Linked DNA regions of Homo sapiens: region 2 is linked to region 1. Evidence: read pairs that join two places in POLR2A ChIA-PET (ENCODE). Cell type or tissue: MCF 10A. All regions are shown on one strand.

Evidence for each region. ChIA-PET counts read pairs that join two places held together with the same protein. Peaks named below come from ENCODE experiments on the same cell type or tissue, not always from the same donor. Only the 100,000 strongest peaks of a DNase experiment are listed, where the experiment ranks them.
Region 2: POLR2A ChIA-PET joins it to region 1 with 9 read pairs; 2 of 35 experiments call an interaction of 5 or more read pairs at or near these places.

What each region holds. Positions count from the first base shown.
Region 1 is chr9:86,729,003-86,737,002 of GRCh38, forward strand. No RefSeq gene overlaps it. Among named protein-coding and RNA genes, the nearest start is that of LINC02834, 25 kb to the left of the region's middle. In MCF 10A, no CTCF peak of the experiment used is centred here; DNase peaks (open chromatin) are centred at 2,729, 3,719 and 7,269.
Region 2 is chr9:86,658,556-86,666,555 of GRCh38, forward strand. No RefSeq gene overlaps it. Among named protein-coding and RNA genes, the nearest start is that of LINC02834, 46 kb to the right of the region's middle. In MCF 10A, no CTCF peak of the experiment used is centred here; no DNase peak of the experiment used is centred here.

The DNA.
Region 1 (8,000 bases):
GGGTAGGGGAGTTTAGGGTGACCCTGGGAAAAGCTATTGGCTTATGGAATAATTCCATTTTCTCTGGCATTGCATGGGAAATTAATTGTCTTTTCAAGTAAGATCCTGTGCTTTGCAGGGTACATATCACATATACATATATATCTGTGAAAAATCTATTGAGATATTAGTTTTGTCTTGTTTTCACTCTTTCAAAAGAGAAAGACTGAGATGAGAAGGAGTGAGGGATGCCCTCCCCACAGAACCCTGGGAGGGAGCAGGGCCTTGGAGTAGGTGTCTAGGGGCTGTCTAGGGACTGATCTCCAATGTCGAAGCCCAGCCTGGCGCTGAGTTCCATACCTTGAGAAGTGTGGTATTTATATACATTTTGGACCTGTTGTGTGTGTGTTAGTGACTGACCCATGATAAAGGAAGAGCTCACTCAACAGTGGGCTTAGTCAAAGAAGGTGTGGTAGAATTCATGTCTCGAGGCCAGTGTGGTGGCTCACGCCTGTAATCCCAGCACTTTGGGAGGCCAAGACGGGTGGATCACCCAAGGTCAGGAGTTCGAGACCAGCCTGGCCAACATGATGAAACCACATCTCCACTAACAATACAAAAATTAGCTAGGTGTGGAGGCAGGTGCCTATAATCCCAGCACTCGGGAGGCTGAGGCAGGAGAATTGCTTGAACCTGGGAGGCAGCGGTTGCACCAGCCTGGGCAACAAGAGAGAAACTCTGTCTCAGAAAAAAAAAAAAAAAAGAGTCCATGTCTCTCAACACACACGAAGGGCCAGGATAACCAGGGATTCTTCCAGAATGTGATGGAGGAGAGAAAGGAGCCTACAAATACTGATGCCAGATGTTCTGCTAGTCAGATAGATAAAGACTGGGAACCAGATTTGCCTGATCTGGAAGAATGAAGGTAGTACATCTCTCATACTCAAGTGTTGTGGGGCTAATTCATACTTAGTATATACATTTATGGAAATACACTTTCTTGCAGTATTTTCTGGTTATTGCATGTTCTTCAATCTTACTTCTCCTGCTAAGTTCTTGGGGAGGGAGAGATCATTTTTTATATTTGCGTCTTCCTTAGTTCTAGGTTTACAACAGCCGCCATAACAGACATGTGTTGCTTTTGATGCTTGCAGCATATCTGAAGCTTATTAAAGCTTATTAAAAGAGTCTTAATTTTCTAACTATTTTAACAAGAGGAACCAATCCAATGGCACAGCTGAGGGAGACCCTGCTTGTCCCAGAAGCTGGCATGTGGATCTCAACCCTGATACATATTTAGGGTGGCAAGTGTCTTGATGCTCATTCTGGGGAGAAGCCAGCTGACTCACCCAGCTGTCCTGTCTCTGTGAGTCTCGCCATCGCAGGGAGAGATTTTGTCCAGTGTTTGCCTTTAGAAAACACACTGCCTTGTCAGCAATCTCTTCCTAGTGCCTTCCTCCATGGCAGCTATGTCTGATGATCCCATTCTGCTGAAATCAGTACCCATTCCCTTCTAGATTAAGATTTGGGGGAGAACTTCCTTTGCCATGTAAGGGCAATATGCGTTCAGTTACATTTGCAGTTAGACTGACATGTTCAGTGTCTCTCTATAGGGCTGATGGGGCTGGCTGCTGCTGTTTTCATTTATATAAAGGGGATGATGAATGCTCAGGTGAGTGCAGGCAGATCACGACTCCTCAGGTTTTCAGAGGCCACATTTTCAGAGCCACCACTGAGAAGCTGCAGCTGTCAAACTGCGCCACTCAGGGTGATAACCTGCATTCTCCTTATTCTCCAGTGTGAGTGAGCGTGTATGTGTGTGTGAGCCCACAGTCCTTTCCCCACCTGCTTAGAAAGTACTTAATAGGTGGAGATGTAGAATTCTGAAGACAAAGGTTTGTAACAAGTTCATAGAGGCTGAATGTTTCTTTAACAGAGCTGATACTATCATAGGAAAGCCTGGGCTTTTTCATTTGTGAAATGAGAAAGTAGGATAGTTTAGTTATCAGGCTGTGTTCTTGAAAATAAATATTGTTACATTTCTAAGTACGTAATATACATTTATTATAGAAAATTTAGGCGAACCAAAAAATACAAAAGAAAAAATCACCTATAACTCTATAACTTTAATGTTTGTATGTAACATTAAAATAAATACGGATCTATAACCTAGGCAGAGTATACAATATGATGTGATTTTTAATAAAGTATAAAACATTATATTGAATTAAATATAATATGTGATATGTAACTACTATAAAATATTATGTTGCATTATATATTTTTCCCACAAAATTGGAATATATATATATATAGTATATTGCAACTTAATGGTATATATGTTCAGACTCTTAAATGTGAATGAGTAAATGTTTGATGAAAGAATAAATAAATGAACTCATACATTAAATGAACAAGTGCATAGAAACGTTAATTTTTCTTCTGGCAGGGGAGGACTTACAAGTTTTCTAAATATTTTAAATGAAAGGAAATCTGAGAGATTTAGACTAACTTCCTTATAATGGGATATTATTCCCTTCATCCTGACCCTGTCCCTATAACATACACATACACACACACACACACACACACACACACTCGTCACCACATATTGTTTCCCTAATCATATAAATCATTCATGTGGAAAGCCCTCATGTATTCCAGATATTTCAACATTGTTTATGTTGGGCTGAATTTAGGTGTTATCTTTCTTTCCTCACTTTTTCTTTTTGGCATCCAAATACTTCTCTTTAGAGATAAGCTATTATTCAACAAATAGAGCTTCAAATAAAAACCTGCCCAGTTATTCTAAGGTCAACTGCCTCTGACTCAAGCAGTTGCTAAATTGTTTTGAGACTGGAGCTGTACTCCTCAGTCTTCCAAACATTGCAGAAAGAGGAAAAATGGAAAAACAAACGTAAGGCAGAAAAGATGGGAGAAGAGTAAATCAAATCTCATTTGCCTCTGCTCCAGTGTTGTTTAGAGGTGAAGAAGAGGGTTCTGATGTCAGAGAGATCTGACTTGAATCCTGACATTGCCACACTTAGCCATGTGACCTTGAACATTTATTTATTTTGGCCTCTTAAAGTTCTAGTTTTCTCATTAATAAGATGGGGATAATAGCAGTCCTATTTTATAAGATTAGTGTGAGGATTAAACAAGATAATATGTACAGTACTTAGAACAAGGACTTTTAAAGACTAGGTGCTAAATACTAAGCAACTATAATTTTAATATTATTATTTTTAGGTCTTTCTTAATGTTGATATTATCAGGCAAGCTTTGACCTTGAAACTAAAGAATTGTAGAGGGAGCCACAAAATTCACTGTAAATTTCATTCTCAAAACTATTTAAGTGTTTTTCTTGTATCTTTAAAATGAATACTAACATGGATCACATCTCTAAGGGACTGGTGGGAAGCAGTCAATTTTCTGCTCATAAAAGGAACCTAATACTGTTAAAAAAAATAAGTACTCACTCAGACCTGCCTAGGATAATTATAAGGGCATGCCACAATCCATAGTGCTATATTGTCTCTTGATTTCAGTACCCTATCCAGATTATAAATTAAGGCCTCTGATCTTGGTTGGAGAATTACCCCATGCAGTTAATATTGCTTCTTGAGAGTGGCTGTAAATGAAAATCCAGTTCTGTTAAAGATTCAGTTGCAAAACAGAATGTCAAAGCTGATGAGGTATGATGTTGTCATGGGATTGGGGTTTAGCACCGTGAAACTGATCATCCATGAGTCATTTTTTGGCTCCAATATGGGTGCACCTCCAGGGAACAGTAATGGGATTTACAAGTATCCTGGCAGCCATCTGATTGCTGTGTGTTCTGCCCAAACTGCACAAACTGTGAGATGAGGACGAATGAACCCAAGAGGGAATTGCATTTCATGGATTAATTCTTTCTGGCATTTTCAAGGTATCAGGGCTTGAGAGAACACTGTGTTGATTAGCATTTGGTGTTAAACAGGGTGGGGACGAGAAGACAGGAGGACATATGGTATTTCCCTTCCTACTTCTAGGAAGATGTCTAGCTGGCCCAGAGGGCTCACCAGCAGTTGGTGAGAGAGGCTCGGGCACAAGAGTAGTGGGGAAAAAGAGAAATCTCTGAAGAGTTGACAGGGATACGAAACAGACAATAGAGCCAACGAGGAAAGAGACTGAGGCCAGCACCCTGAGCATGTCCATTGCGAGGGCACATTTTATGGCTCCCGTGAAATGTGGTCTGCAGCATCTCACTAAGCCATCTGCAGCAAATGAGGCTACAGTTTCCCTGCGGACTGTGTTGAATCCGAACTGAATGTGGCAGTGCATTTTCTTTGCTCAGTTGTCCTCCTTCTTGTATGTGTACATTGTCCCCTTGGCCATCTTGGTCTTCTCTCTTCAGCCTGCCAGAAATGACGTTCTTGGTCACAGAGGCTCCAGTGTACTTTTATCAGTGTGACTCTTCCCACAGTGGGCACGACAGAGTCCCCTGGGTTCTGTCCTTTTCCTACACTCTCATGGGAATTATGAATGGGATGAGTTCATTGCTTGAATAGGAAGGCTGTTTCTTCATGGGCATACATGTATCTATTAGCACTCTAGTGACATGTTAATTGATAGGAAATGACATATGCATTGAAGAAGGATGGCTGACCAGTCAGATAGACATCCTCTAAGTCTGGTGTGAGAGCCACTGATTTCTACCAGGGCTTTCCTGTGTGCCTTCCCCGGTGAGCCACTTAACTTCTCTGGATCTCAGTTTCTGGAGGCAGTTGGTTAAGCTTTTGTACCTTTAAGCTCAAATTTTCATTGCTGGTTGTTTGATATTGTTTGTGCGTGTTTTTGTATATGTGTGTGGAAAGACAGATAAATATAAATACATGTACTAGTCAGAGCTCTCCAGAAGGATAGAACAAACAGGATATATGTATATATAAAAGGGAGTTTATTAGGGAGAATTGGCTCACATAATTACAAGCTGAAGTCCCATAATAGGCTGCCTGCAAGCTAGGGAAAGAGAAAAGCCAGTAGTGGCTCAGTCCAAGCCCGAAAGCCTCAAAATCCGGGAAGCCAACAGTGCATCCTTCAGTCTGTGGCTGGAGGCCCAAAGCTCCCTGGGCAGCCGTCAGTGCAAGTTCCAGAGCCCTAAGGCCAAAGAACCTGGAGTCTGATGTCCAACAGGAGGAGGAGGAGAAGCAGGCGTCTGGCATGGGAAGAAGAAAGAGAGCCAGAAGACTCAGCAAGCACATTTATCCATCTTCTTCCACCCGCCCTGTTCTAGCTGCACTGGCAGCTGACTGGATAGTGCCCATCCACATTACGCACCCTCTCCCTCTCCCAGTCCACTGACTCAAATGTCAATCTCCTCTGGCAACACCCTCACAAACACACCCAGAAACAACACTTCACCAGCCCTCTAGGCGTCCCTCAACCCAGTCAAGTTGACACCTAAAATTAACCATCCCAAAGTATATGTAGTTTCTTTAGCTGTAAACAAAATTTCTACTTCTTGGTTGTTTTGAGGCTTAAAGAGATATGGATGTAAAATCTTCCAAGCACAATGTTTGGTGCATAAGAGCCACTCAATAAATACATGATGAATGAGTTAATATTACTATGCACATAGGGACATGTGCTCAAGCCACCCCTGACTTACAAACCCTCAGTTGAGCTCAGTCCCTGCACATGAACACGATGACTGTAGGGATCCAGCCTCTTCCTTTGGCCTTTCCTATTGCTGCTGCCTACAGTCCTGGCCACCATGCAGCCATTCCATCTGGTTTCATGGAACTACTGGAATGTCAAGAACTACTGGAGGTGGGGCAGCTTACCCCCATTTACTCAACTTGAGAGGGTGAGATCCCCTCTTCCTGCTGGGGCAACATTGGGAATGGATAATTTCCTGGCAATCTGACTTGCTCCTTGAAGTAAATTTTCCCAGGGAGCAATGTTTTACATGGTAGTTGATATCTTGGAGCAGCCTGCAAAAGAATCTTACATGAGTCAGGGAGGAAACACATGACACACTCAAACTGGATAATTTAAGAGAGTTTAATAAAGGGATTGTTTCCAGAGATGTTGGCAGCATGTAGAGAAATCACAAGGGATGATGCAGTCACATGGAGAATGTCAATGGGAAACCTCAGGTGTCACGCTGGGCCTCAAGAGGCAATGACAGGAGTAGTTATCAAAACTTGGGGGAGACAGCTTTGTGGGTACGGCCACCAGCCAGACCATCTTCAGTGGAGAGACACAGTCAGCTTGTGCTAAGTGAGCAGGGAGCCAGGGAGTCAACATCCAAATCTCCATCTCCCTCCACCCATTGGGTGAACCCAACCAGAAGCCAGAGAACAAAGGGGCCAGTGAGTGCAGATCATTCAGATCAGCCTTTTGGGTGGAGCAGGATGAAAGAGGGCAGACTGGGGATCTGCAATCGTAAAATGGTTTTCTAAAAGGTCTTAGAATCTGTAAACCAAAAATAAAATTCTAAGTCCTCCAACTGACTTAATGGAACCCTGCTGTCAGCCAAGGGGACTCACTGAAACCTGAAAAACCAGTTGAGACCCTGATGGGAAGGGGGTGTCAGACATAGCTCATTATGGTCTCCACCCTTTGGAGTTCAGGCACAACTGACAAGCATTGACATTAAAACAAAGATCCTAAGACCGACAGAACAGACTCTTTGTAGCAGTAAGATACCAAATTCCAACCTGACTCTAGGATAGCATCACAGGATAGATAGCAGGGCCTTGAAATAAATCAAAGTGTTTTAGCCCCAAATATATTTCTTTGACGTGTTTTTGTCAAAGAAATACGCAAAGCTGTCTCTTGTGGGGGAAATTTACATTCTATAGAGAATCCCCTTCCCTTTCCAGGTATTTTCTGATCCTAAAGAGATTGGCTGAGAGCCCAGCACCTGTTAAAAGTCTAAATAGGAAACATTTGCCATTGCTTCTAAGGGCAGCCACCTATGAGACTTTATCTACAAAATAAGAACTTTGGTCTCCACAACCCCTTATCTTAACCCAGACACTCCTTTCTATTGATTCCAAGTCTTTAGATATAACTTAACTCTTTCAACCAATTGCCAACCAAAAAAATATTTGAATCCACCTATAAAAACCCCTGGAAGCCCACCTCCCGCAACACTTTACATTATCCCACCTTTCCAGAGCGAACCAACGTATATTCACATGTATTGATTGATGCCTTAGGTCTCACTAAAATGTATAAAACTGAGCTGTAGCCCAGCCACCTTGGGCACATGCCCATAGGCCCTCTGGAGGATGTGCCATGAGTCACAATTCATAACCTTGGCAAAATAAACTTCTAAATTAATTGAGACATCTTTTGGTTTACAAACCCAACCACCCTGTGTGATATTGTTTCTGAAGGAAAATGGATTCCAAGTTCTACTGTGTGCATTTTTAATGCACGTAGTCTCTCTCCCACTCATGTGCATACATGTTCTGTGTGCACGCATACACATATATTTAAGGATACTTATGCATATAGGTTAGTGTAATTACAATAAGCATTTAATTTTGAGAGTGAAGGGGGTACTACTATTAATTATTCTGGTCAACAGGGAAACTGGCACCTTTCTGGGCAAACTGGGGCATATGACACTCTAGCTGAAATGCAGCAAGATGGATTTCATAAGTGACAAATGAATCTTAATCTTGTTACTTGGTAATCATCTGTATTTAAGATACATGTCATACATGCATGACGAGCAGAGAATAGGTGTATCTGCAAGGTGCAATTTGAGAATATGCCAGTTAAAAGAAGAAAGGTCTCCTAACTCAAATAATCACCATGCTTGCCCTGCCCAACACCTCAAATGTCACTGTTAGCACGTTTTTCCTTTGCATTGAGGTATTTTCTCCCATATAAATATAGATGTCCCTAAGAAAGGTTTTGTATTAGGCTGCTTTTGCTATTGATACTGTACTGATCACAGATTTTTCAAGTTCTGGCCATCCTGAAGATGGCGTCCTGTGGGAAGAGGATACATAGGAAGACCC
Region 2 (8,000 bases), 70 kb before region 1:
CCCACCTCGGCCTCCCAAAGTGCTGGAATTACAGGTGGGAGCCACTGCGCCCGGCCATTTTTACATGTTCTTCCAGTTTCTGCATTTCCTTGAATCATAGTCTTGATAAAATTCAAGTTCTATTATTCTGGCAATAGTACATCAGAGATGGTGTCCTGTTCTCAAACCTGGGTCTTGTAGAATAGCTCTGTCCAATAAACTTCATGTGATGATAGAAACAGTCTATATTTGTGTTGTAGAATTATGGTAGCCACTAGCTCTATGTCACTATTAAGCACTTGTAAAGTGGCTAGTGCAACCAAGGAATTACATTTTAAATTGTATTTAATGAAATCTAAAGAGCTACCTGTGGCTGGTGGCTACCATATTGAATAGCACAGCTCTTGAGTTTCTGAAGTCATTGTTAGTGAGCAAAGTGTGGCCTGTGGGGCTGTAGTTAGGGGCTGGTGATGAAACGTCTTTAAAAAACAAGCAAGCCAGCAACTTCTCCCTCCACATGATGCAGTCAACACAGTTGCATCATTTACTACCTGAAAGGGCCAAAGCTGAGCTCCAGCACCCATCTTTTCCTTTTGGACTGAAAGGAGAACTCAGTCCTGTGTGCATCTCCTATACGCTGGGACCTGGGCACTGGCTGCTGCCTCCTCTTCATCTGTGGATGTCCTCAATAGTCCTAGCCCCCAGGCATCCTCAAGAAAACATACAATGATCATACATAATTCTCATAGCTATCTTCTGTAGAAGACCCTTTTGAGTATATGTGGTTTTAGTTTTTCAAATGAGTATCAATTGCCTTGAGAGGGATCTTTACTATGGAGTAAGTAAAGAAAGGCAGGATATTATCCAATCAAAGATGCCACCCAAGAAAAAACAGTGGTACAATGGGATTTGGCTGCTCCTGGGCTGACACCAGCCTTCCTTTCAGGTGACTTTGATCCTGTGAAACACACAGAGGTAGTCATTAGTGCTACACTGGTACCCAATTCTTTCCTTCAAGACACACAAAAAGCTGTTTCCTGTCCCCCTCTGTGGTTGAGCAGAGCCATCTGACCTGATCTGGCCAATGAGATGTGATAAGTGTTTCAAGCTAGAACAGTTCATCTTCTTTTTTTTCTTCAGAAATGAAACTTCCTCAGCTTGAGTTCTTGAGTGAAGATAGTAAAAAGAAGAATGTGTTCCAAGTGAAGGACACGTAACATGAGAAATAAACCTTTGCTGTTTTCAGCTACTGTCATTTTAGGAGTGCCTGTTACCTCGGCTGAACATAACCTGTTCTAGTGAGTGCACCTGTTTTAAGCCTAGCAAGAGGATGACTCAATGTGCTATGAAGAAACGGCATACACAGATTACAGTCCATTTAGAAAAAAAAAAAAAACAAAGGAGGAACTTATTAAAGTTGGTAACTAGGTTTCCTGAAGATTGGGTCTCTGCAATTGGATCTGCTCTTCTCTCCATAGGACTTCACTGGACCTCCAGAATCTTCTTCATGGATATTCATTGCGTAAGATAAAGACTCAGTGCATTAGCACTGAGATTCTAATTCTGCATTAGAACTGAGAGTTAATGTAAAGTGGTGTTAAAATGAGTGTTATATGTACACATATTTATTTTTTGATTGTTGGTTAATGTTTGCTCCCTAAACTAGACTCTAAAATCCATCATAGCAAAGACTGAATCAGTTTATCACTGTGTCCCTAAATAACTATGAATGAATGAGTGAATATATGTAGATATGTATCACTGAGCATTCCTTGAGTGTTTCAGTGGGTGTGGAGCAGCTGTCTCTGTCAAAAGGCACAGGATGTGGTGGGGTGTGGGGTGAGAAGGTTTGTGGTGTGATCCACGATCCACAGCCAGCAGATTTCCTGACTCAGAGCTCAGAAGAGAGAAACCTGCACACTTGAAATGTAACAGGAGAAATGCTTATAAGTACACTACTGTGAAGTCAAATACAATAGCATATTTCAGTGACATGAAAAATAATAAATATGCATTATATAGATTCTCCTTGATTTACGATGGAGCTACGTCCTGATAAGCCCATCACAGGTTGAAGATATCATTAAGTAGAAAATACATGTAATACACCTAACCTACCAAGCATCATAGCTTAGCTCAGCCTCCCTTAAACATCCTCAGAACACTTACCTTAGCCTACAGTTGGGCAAATTATCTGGCAACACGGCACACTCTAGGGTGTGGGTTGCTTACCCTCGTGATCACAGGGCTGGCTGGGAGCTGCAGCTCGCTGTCACTGCCCAGCATCCCAAGAGTATTGTACTGTTTATCAACATCCTGGGGAAAGATGAAAACTCAAAATTTGAAGTTTGATTTCTACTGAATGCATTTTGCTTTCGTACCATTGTAAAGTAGACAAATCATAAGTCAAGCCATCATAAGTTGAGGACCATCTAAAAAACAACGCAGCTGCCTGTCTTGTTTCAGCTTTGGTCCATGTAGAATACATGTACATTTGTCTTCATTTATAAAGATGCCAATGCTAATTTAGCCAGTTGTCCCAATGCACAGCATAAGAGGTAGTTACTTTTTTTTTTTTTTTTTTTTTTTGAGATAGAGGCTTGCTCTGTTGCCCAGGCTGGAGTACAGTGGTGCAATCATGGCTCACTGCAAACTGCCTCCCAGGTTCAAGCGATTCTTGTGCCTTAGCCTCCCGAGTAGCTGGGACTATAGGCATGCGCCACTATGCCTGGCTAATTCTTGTATTTTTAGCTGAGACAAAGTTTCTCTATGTTGGCCAGGCTGAGGTGATTACTTTTAAAACATTGTAAATGGCTTCTAAAGCAATTGTTGATAGTTATTCATCATGCAGTACTCATACACATTTATATATAAATATAAATAATTGCTTTTCAGTCCAACATTGCTATTAGTTTTTATTCAATTTCAAATTCTGGTTTTGTGACTCGTTTGTAGCATCAGCTATCTTAGCGTCATGGGTGGGCTGACTGGCCCTTTAACATCATCTGCAGCTTTTTTCAAGCCATACTGGGTGCAAAATTGACAGGTAAGTAATTGAGAAATATGGATTATACTGCAAATAATTTTAATTTTAAATTTCTCGATGGTGGAATTTGGATAAGTGTTTGTGTAATTCTTACTGTATCTTTAGAGATAGAAAAGATATATGTGGATTGATTTCTTCCTTCATGGGAAAACAGTTAAGAAGACAAGGCTAACAGAGGTAGAATGCTTTTCTATCATTTTGTATAATTCAATATCATACACCATATTATGTGATAAAGAACTGTAGATGCTATAGAAATATACAGAAAAAAGAGATGATTCAGCTGAATTAATCAGAGAAGGCTCACATGGGCCTCAGAGCTTGAGTTGGATATGGTACCCCGAAGATAAAGGGGAGGGAAACCAGACAGGTGAGCCTGTGCACATGAAATGTGGGAAGGAGTACACACAGCACATGTCCATTAAGATTAGAGGCTGTGTGGCTGTGAGTCCTCAGAAATACGGTAGGGTGGGGAGGATGGGTACAAATACCAAGAGACTAGAAAACGACTGTTGTATAGCTTTGAAAAGACTCCATACACTTCCATAGTTTGCTATGTGAGTGACATGTGTTTTGCTGTGCTAAGAACTTGCCCTGCCCCTTGGGAATGTGATGGTTCCACTTTATCAGACTCCATATGTGAGTTACTGATCTCAACCACTGGACTCCATCATACATATAAACCTAAGAGTTTGACAGAGACTTTGGGAGCTTAGGTTGTGGCAGGGTGCACTCCGTCAGCCGCCTCTTTAAAATCTGAGAGCTCAGGCTACGGCAGGGCCACACCCTATTGGCTTTGGAGCTGATCTCTGGAGCCTCACCAGCCTACACTAGCACCTCTCAAGCACTAAGCATTCTTGCATGTCATTATAGATCTTCACTGTGTTGTTCACTGTGTTGATTGAGCCTTCTCTTCCAAGAACCTCTTGTATAAAGCTACACCTCAAACTTTAATTAGACTTACATTCCACCGAGGCTTGCATCTATCGTCATTGAGCAACCAGACTTTAATAATTGGACTCTAACAAAATTGAAGCTACGTGGTTACTGTACCACATTAATAGTACACAATAATGTACACTGCACACTATATATACAGTACAGTATGCAACGTATACCATGTACAAAATAATGGTACACAATAAAGTCTATTGAGTATATTTTCAATGAGATTTGTCCTTGTTACTCTCCTCTTAAGCTTTATGAATGAAAGCAAAACTTTGTCTTTGTATGGCAAACCATGTGATTTGTGAAATCATTCTCTGATCATCCCTTTATTTTAACTGTGCAAAAAAAAATCACCCCAAGAGGGTTGTCAGAGGCAATGGAGAGCTTTGAGAGAAAGTGTATCCATTGAGAAGCTTTGAGATACAAGTAATAGAAACTTTGACTCAACTGGCTTTAAGAAAAAGAAAACATATCGTTACTTCACACAGAAGTCTGAATGTGGGGCTGGGGCTGGCTCTTTTCCCTCCATCATTCTCTGCTGGTTGGCTTGTTCTGAGGCTGGCTGTCCTCCCTGTCACAAGATGGCTGCTATGATTCCAGAAATCACATCCAAACACAACAAAGTCCAGATGACAAAGATAGGGCACTCCACCCTGGGTGGCTTTTAAAACAAAAATGAAAAATATAAAGCTTTAATCAAAGAAGCAAACCTTTCACCAACTCCCCCAGTAGACTTTTCTTCCTATTCATCGCCCAGAGTTACACCACATGTGTATGCCTAAAACAGTTACTGGAAGGGGAATGGGGTCCTATGGGAGTACAGCTGGAACCACCTCCCTTGAAACCCAAGGTCAGACAGAAGAAAGTGGGTCCCTGAATACATTTGTATTCTCTTAGGAGAAAGGAAGGGGAATTGACTATTGGCAAGGTAGCTCAGGTTTTATATGGCTCGCTGCTCATGTATTTTAGGGTCCTCTTTAAGAAAAGGCATACAAACTTATAAATGCAAAATTAGGAATGAAAAAAGAATATTTTCATAGACTGAGAAAGGAAACCGTAACAAATTACAAAATAAAAAAATGGTAAAATGTCATAAAAAATCTAAAGATGTAAAATGACTTTTCAAATAATTGCCTGGGGTATTCCTATGACTTTTTTCCTGCTTTTTATTTGAGGCAGGGGCTATATAGTCTTTAAAAGTCTCTTCACATGACAGTGATTTTGCATATCATCTTCTATATCATGATAGAAATATAATTCAGTTTTTCCTTGACATGGTAAATCAAATAAAAAAAATTGATGGTTTAAGAAAGTTCCTTTCAGCCTGATGCCTTCCTGGGGGTAAGGTGAGGTAAAGATTTAGGGTTGTTGCTAACGTTGCACAAACCTCCATCCAGCTTCTTTCATACATGAGTTTGTAAGAGCTCTCAGATTTCAAGCTGTCTTATGTGTTGACTAATCTCAAATACTCTTTTCAATCATTACACTCATCAAACATTTGATCGTCAATGTCCTCACTGTAATGTGTATTATGAGGTTTGGGCTAAACTTGTTGACATTGGTATTTTGTGCCAAATCAGCAAGAAATTAAAATTGTTTCCGTTGTGTCCACATGATTCAAATTATTAATCAAATTATCAAATAATCCAAGAGCCTATTTATCACTTTTATTCAAAATCTGTCTTTTCTTCCTAATGTATTACTGTTTTGTATTTATTTATTTGTTATTATGTAGAGTTGATTTAAATGTAGGAATACATGTGAGTTTTCAGGGGTTTTTTTAGGAGATACAGTTTAATTTTATTTATTTTAAATTTTTATTTATTTTTGACCCATAATTGTCCATATTTATAGGGTATATAGTGATGTTTCAATACATACACTGCATAGTGATCAGAGCAGGGTAATTAGCATATCCATCATCTCAAACATTTATAATTTCTTTGCATTACTGCTTTTTATTCCCCAAAATGTTCTGAGTATAATCAAAACAGTTTCTAAACCTCACTATTTGCTTTCAACCAATGCGGGCACCTTTAAGTAAACCACACAAACATGTTCCACTGAACCCGAACTGAATGTATCACCAACTCCACTTCCCTTTATGAGCATATCATAAAAGACCTGCAGACACCCCACCGCCATTCAACATGAGGGAAACGGGTGAAAAATGACAGGGGTCACAACCACGGTGGTTAAAATATCTTACACAAACATGTAACCTTGTCAGTGAAATGCTCGCCTCTTCCTGGGCCTTGGAAAGGAGCCCAGGCAAGTGAGTGCGCTTGGAACTCCAACCTCAGGAGCTTCATCCTGATCGCCCTCTGGCAAGGGTGTCTGGAATCAGGGATGGCAGGAACCAAGCCATGTCTGCGATCCAGGAAGACCTGGACAGGGGAGAGGCAGCAGGCCTGGAATGGATGTGGGAGGTAGGAGACCCAGGAGGCAAGCATCTCAACACCTGGGGAGTGAGTGGATGTGGCAGATGAGAGAGTGACTCAATCAATGACAAGTCTCACTGTTCCAGGTTGGATCGGCAGGAAGATGGGGCATTACCGATGGGAGCAAAGAGGTTGGAAGGGTGGGATTTTTTATATCCCATTACAAGACAGAGCATGGCTTAACTAAGTGCGTCAGGAGAGCGTTAGACCTGAAGCTGGCTGAGCCCTCAAAGGATTTCGGAAGGTGATTTGGTGCTAGGAGAAGTGCCTTATTCAGGGCTATTCCTTAGTGCATGGGAAAGCTGGAAAGAAACCCAGTTTTTCTGACGCTCTGTTCTTTTCTTTACCCCAGGCTGCCTCCCAAATACAACCTTTACCCCACACTAAGCATCCCAAACTTGAGGAAGTTCTTAATTCTTGCTTAAGGAGAGCCTTCCTGGGCGGTTGCTCCAGCAAGTCTTGGTGGGTGGTTCCTGTTATTGATGATTTTATCAGTTGTAGGAAATCTGTGCTGGGTGCTAAGAACATCCATAAAACAGGGGAGGCATGGGGGGAATCCTATTGTATTAAGTCCTTTTCTCTCACTTCAGTTCTCCCCCACCCTAAGGCCTCCCACAGACATCTGGGATCCAGTGCCAAAATATGCATTCTAGAGCCTTCAAGCAAAACTAGGTCTTCTGCCAGCAAGAACGCTGAATCAAAGCTTTCTGTATCCCACTCCCTCTAAAAACCCTTTATCAAACTTTCACCACACAAAAATGGAAGCATTTCAGTCTCTGAAGCAGTTCAATGTGACTGTGGCTACTGCATCTTGAAGGGGATATTCATTCATTCAACAAATGCATTTTAAATTCTGCAATGTGATCAACACCATGCTAGACACGAGAGATACAGCAGTGAGCATGTGTAGTCACGGTCCCTGCCATCTGGGAGACTCTTCTCAAATAAATCACAAACAAATGTAAAATTGCAACAGTGACCCAAAGGAGAGGGACATACATGGCTGATGTGTATTCTGCCGTCCTTCACTTTCCTTCCCTCTGTACACACAATGCTGTTCTGCCCCTCAAGAGGTGAAGTCTTTTCCCTCCCTTGAATCAGGACTGGCCTTGGGAATTGCTTTGAGCAGCGTACTGGAGGGACACTGAGACTTCTGAGCCAAAGCCTTAAGAGAACGGGCAGATCTATTTCTACCCTCTTAGAAGCCATTGGCCATATGAAAAGCCCAACTATCCAGAGACCACCGTGGTGTGAAGAAACCAAGCTGGTCTGAGGGACAGGCTCTATGGAGGCAGCAATGCCCAGCCATGTCTCCACTCTTCAGCCACCCCAGCTGAGACACCAGGCACGTGATTGGAGAAGCCATCTTGGACATTCCTGCCCCAGTAAACACACGGGGAGCAGGAAGATCACCCCGCTGAAGCCAGTCCAGACTGAAAAATTGTGAGAAAGAATCAATTGTTTAAAGCTACGGAGTTTTGGGGAGGGGTGTTATACAGCTGTAGAGCTGTTGCCATGGGCTCCCAGAGCGCCCAATCCCCTGTGTCCTGGACCCTTCAAGCCCTGTCTCCAGTACCCCTGGGACT